Regions from separate parts of the Mus musculus genome. Here region 1 is linked to region 2. Evidence: chromatin loops called from intact Hi-C (ENCODE). Cell type or tissue: left cerebral cortex. All regions are shown on one strand.

Evidence for each region. Hi-C counts contacts between places; a loop is a spot of excess contacts. Peaks named below come from ENCODE experiments on the same cell type or tissue, not always from the same donor. Only the 100,000 strongest peaks of a DNase experiment are listed, where the experiment ranks them.
Region 1: a loop joins it to region 2, with 7 times the contacts of the local background. A loop is called at or near these places in 4 of 42 quality-filtered maps.

What each region holds. Positions count from the first base shown.
Region 1 is chr9:122,627,623-122,630,122 of GRCm38, reverse strand. No RefSeq gene overlaps it. Among named protein-coding and RNA genes, the nearest start is that of Mir138-1, 54 kb to the left of the region's middle. In left cerebral cortex, no CTCF peak of the experiment used is centred here; DNase peaks (open chromatin) are centred at 436, 758 and 1,128; H3K27ac peaks cover 1,303 bases.
Region 2 is chr9:122,572,475-122,574,974 of GRCm38, reverse strand. 9530059O14Rik (RIKEN cDNA 9530059O14 gene) reads right to left here and starts at 2,474. Exons shown (of 2, transcript NR_015610.2): 1 at 2,211-2,474. In left cerebral cortex, a CTCF peak has its summit at 1,228; DNase peaks (open chromatin) are centred at 618, 1,200 and 1,966; H3K4me3 peaks cover 2,349 bases; H3K27ac peaks cover 1,291 bases.

The sequences.
Region 1 (2,500 bases), 55 kb before region 2:
CTGGTCAAGACCTTGGCACGCCCTGTCACCTTCCTGCCATAGTGAAGAGCGGCACACAGGTGACTCCAAAGGCTATGAAGTTCCTGTCCTGGTGTATGTTTTCGAGGCTGTGGCTCATTCATAGGTTCTCAACAGACACAGAGGAAGACAAGCCTGACCACAGAACTGCCTTTCCCCACTTACCCTCCGCCACAAGGTAGAGAGGCTACACAGACAGGGTCTTAGCTTGTAGTAAGCCAAGTTTCCCCTCTGCCAAGTCACCCACTCCCCTGACTTCCCAAAGGCATCTCCCAGCAAAGGCCCGTCTCCTCTTCTTCCAATCTCCCTGGTGGAACTCAGGTTTCTTAGCACCATGAAAAGACCTCACAAGCAGGCTCGGCAGAGCTCCCACCTCAGTGTTCCTTCTCCCTCCCGCCCACAGACCACGGGTGAGGAGACATTCCATGCTGAAATCCACACGGGGTGAGGTTAGATGAGGTGAGGTACCAGGGACCAGAGGGACTGCACGGGGATAATAACGAGGAAGGGAGCTGCTTTCAGAAATCCCCCAAAGGCACTTATATCTCGGTTGGGGGTGCTGGATGAGTATGTGGGTGACACACAGCACCTCACAGCACTTTACTCTTTAGGGGGTTAGAACACAAACTCCTCGGAGCCTGGTGATCTCAGCGGATTATGCAGCGCCAAGGCAGCGTGCCTGTGCCAAGAGGTGCACAGCTGCAGGAAGCCAAAGAAAGAGGGATGCTCACACCCACCCGAGCCCCTGCCTGGCGTGCTAAAGAGGCATGCAGGCGCATTCCGTCTGTGACTCATCCAGCTTTGCTCTCAGGACTTTTTAATGCCTTTTATCTTCCACAAACGATCTTGTCAGGCGGCTGGGATGTGTTAGATGTTCAAGAAGGCTCAGGGGGTGGGGGGTAAGCATGCACACACAGCATCCTTTAAAAAGCACAGTTGTCTCGCTTGAAAAACAATAAAAACAACACACCTGCTTGCCTCAGACCACTCGGAATGAACAGCCTTCTGGTGACACCTGAGTTCCCACTTCTTCTCACAAAGGACAGCAGACAGCTGGGTGTATAGTCAGTGGAAGGGGGGGTACAAGCCAGAGATGCCCTGGGTGTCATTCCCGACGTAGAACAAGGAGAATGGTGCCACCTCAGAAGTGTGGTGGGCAGGATGGAAGCAAGGAATGGACAAGAACTAAGATGGGTCCAGTCAGCCAGTTTGAGCATAAACACTCCTGATTTTGATCCACCTACTGCCCTAGGCTTTGTGCAGTGGAGCTGGATCCAAAGTAGGGTTAATAGGGCTGAAGAGTGTTAGAGAAAGAATAACATAATTAAAAAAAAATTACTTTCTCAGCTGGGTGTGGTGGCGAATACCTTTAATCCCAGCACTTGGGAGGCAGGCGGATCTCAGCGTTTGGAGGTCAGCCTGGTCTACAAAGTGAGTTCCAGGTCAGCCAGGGTTACATAGAGAATCCCTGTCTCAAACAACAACAACAACAAAATAAATTATTCTCTTTTTATTCCTTATTCAATAATTGACAATGGGTTTGATACTCAGCAATTTGGTGTGTGTATGTGTGTGTGAATAGACAAGTTTATTTCCCAAATCTTTTGAGTCACATAAAATAAGTAAGTAAGTAAATAAATAAATAAATAAATAAATAAAAAGATCCCTGGATGGAGGCGGGAATCCCATCGGATGGAGAAGGCCCAGTTCTACTCCAGAGGAGTCTGGAGAACAGCACGGTTCTCCTAAGAAGTGGAGAACATCCACGGTGAGGAGGCCATGCAGGTCAAACAAACAGCAGGTAATCACAGTGATTAATCTTAACTGTCTGCCTGACTGGACTTGGAATCGGTGTGGAGACGCACCTCTGGGTGCTTCTATGGTGGGAGGGTATTTCCAGAAAGGTTTAACAGAAGAGGGAAGCCCTCCACAATGTGGGGGGCACCATCCAACATGCCAGGGTTCTGACCTGAATAAAAGGGGGTGAGTCCGCTGAGCTCACCTGTCTCTACTGCTTGAGTAAGGACAGGATGTGACCATCTGCCTCGTGCCCCTTACCCTTTTCCCACCATCATGTCCCCCCAGCCCTGGACACACTGTAAGCAAAATAAACCCTCCCTCCCTTTCTCAGCAGCTTCCTGTCAGCAACAAGAAAAGTATCTGCTACAGTAACTGATGCAAGGGTGGCCTCAGGAAATACATTGGGTAGCGGAGAGCCCTCTACAGAGGATACTAAAAAGACCCCAGGAAAAAGGAGCCACCTGGTCCTTACAGTGCAGTGTGGAAGCTGCGAGAGAGGAGAGAGCTGTTGGGGTACCAGGGATCTGGAAGGCTAATGCTGGGCCTTGAGTCAGGACTGCCAGCCTCTGCCTGGGGTGGTGGCAGGCAGGTGGAAAGAGACTGGAGGCATATCGGATGCTTTTTGTGGGTGTATAGGGCGTAGGGGACTAGTCTCAATGTCTGCCTGGGAAGCTGTTGGTGA
Region 2 (2,500 bases):
GCTTCCTCTAATCATATGTGGCATGTCCTGACTCAGTTCTTCTTGGTGGAGCTTGCAGTAAAGGGCTAGTGCATCCATTTATTTCTTCTTCCTGTTCTCATGAAGATACCGGATGCTTAACTATCACACATGCTGGCTTATTCTGTATATTACCTGAAAACCTCATTAAAAAACAAACAAACAAAAAGACACTAAAAACCCAAACCCTTATTTTTATTAAGAAATCTTATCAGGAGATCCAACGCCTTTGATGTTTGTTCTCGACGTGTCTTTCAGCCTCCCCGACCTTAAAGTTTAGAAGCAGTTCTCACTCTGTCTTCTCCAACAAAATCAGCCTCTCAGAGTTATTACAAATACTGGTTTGCGAAGCTGACAGGTGAAGTGGAGTAATATTAGGTTTTGAAGGCTGCACAGGAGTCGAAGCCCCTCTCCAACATTAGTGCACATGAGCACAGGCATCACAGAGCCCGATGCTGCCTCGCCCTGCACTGCTGCAATTGCAGGGTTCCTTCCCTGGTGTCATGCAGACACTCAGAAGAAGGGTGGGGCTCCCTGGTCTTGCAGTGTAATGGCAAAGAGATTCTCTGCTGTTCAGAAAACTGAATTGTTCACATTCTGGTTTTCCAATATTCTCCACAAATACCTTGAACATAATGGGGTGGTTAAGACTGTCACTGTTTCTAATGTTACAAGGGAGATGAAAACCTTTGTGTCAGGCCAAATGAGATGTGTGCACCAGTGCAGATGGTGGTTATCAAAATGAAGGGGGTGAATCTAAAAGCCCAAGGAAAATCTCCTAGGGAGGAGACTGATAAGAATGAATATATATATATATATATTATATATATTTATAATATATATATATATATATATATATATATATATATATATATATAATGTGGTTAAGGTCTAGAAGTGAAATCTAACTGTGCTAAGCTCTGCTGGCAGCCTTATGAGTCAGCACACCTCTCAACCCTTCAGCAAGTGCAGCTAGAGTAAATGGGTAAGAGCTGTCTTTGGACACACCCATTCTCTCTCTCTCTCTCTCTCTCTCTCTCTCTCTCTCTCTCTCACACACACACACACACACACACACACACACACACACACCTTTATGCTGCTGGGTGTCTGAATTCAGAGCTTGTATCCCAAACTGCACCCTTCCACCTCCACTGAGAAGACTCAGCTCCAGTGCAGAAGGGCTAGCCTTCAGCTCTCTCCCCAGCGTAATTGGATCAGGGCTTATTTCTTCCTCTAGGGGCAACTCCTACTTCATTTTCTCTCCAGTCTGCATGTTATCAGCTTGACATCCCCTTCAGTGGCACATGACAAATTAAATTGGCCATCACTGTACTCATCAAAGGAGGTTGTCTTCTGTTCCCCAGAAGTCCTGTGTTCTCTCTCTCTCTCTCTCTCTCTCTCTCTCTCTCTCACACACACACACACCTTGGTTTTTATTTATTTCTATTTTTTTCCCTAGGGTTTTGTTTGAAAGGTTATAAGGAACATATGGACCATAAAGCCAAAAGTATAGTCGCAAAATATGACTCAAATACCTACATCTCTACTGCCTTGCATTTAAAACAAAAACTTTACAAAAACGCGAATTAAGTTATTTTCTCCATCTTCCCTCGTAATTCAACACTTTAACGCATATTTTCTGCCAAAAAGTCATAAAGTAAAAATGGTGTATCCTAGGCGCTTCCAAGTCTCACACATCCTTGGCAGAATAACCTGCAGCACAGGGGTAGATCAGAAACGGAGGGGGTTAGCTGGTTAGCAACATCTACAGCCACTGTTTCTTCTCTCCTTGGCATTTCAAGTGGCTTTTGGGGACAGAGTGACGGGACCAACGCAGAGGCTTCGCCCTAGCCCTACCCAGGGCTGATTCTCAAAAGGGCCCCCGCCCCCCACATTCAAACACGCCGGGTGTACCCAGCCTGCGCCAGCTAGCTAGAGCTCCCGGCTCCTATCTGAGTGTCTTTTCAACCTTTGTCAAGTATCTCAAGACAAGAATTCCTCAAATCAAAGCGCTTTCCCAAACCAGGGACTGGGGAAACTCGAAAAAGAGGCCCAGAAGGCGAGTGACTTCGGACTTGTTCTGCAAGCTTGACTTAGTCATTACACCAAACCTCCTGTGCCCTAGAGGATCCCGGGGTTCCCACACAGTAGGAGGGCATCCCATGCCTGCGCTCCCGCTGGGCACTCACCTACTGCTAGAAAAGAAGTCACAATCTGTGGTCCAGACTTCCGCCGCAGAGAAGCCCAGCACGCCCACCCAGAGGGCTAGCGCGCCTCCGCGGGTGGTCGGATCACAGGGTGCCGAGGGTACCCACTGAGGTGGCCGGACATCTGGGTGTCTGAGCGCGCCCTCCGAGGTAGTCTGATCGCTCGCGCCCGGTAGGGCGGTGGGAACCCGGGCAGCTGCTGCGAGGAGCGCTCCCGGGCGGGTCCGCGCCGAGCTCGAGCGAGCGGGCGAGCGGGGCGGGAGGGGCCATTT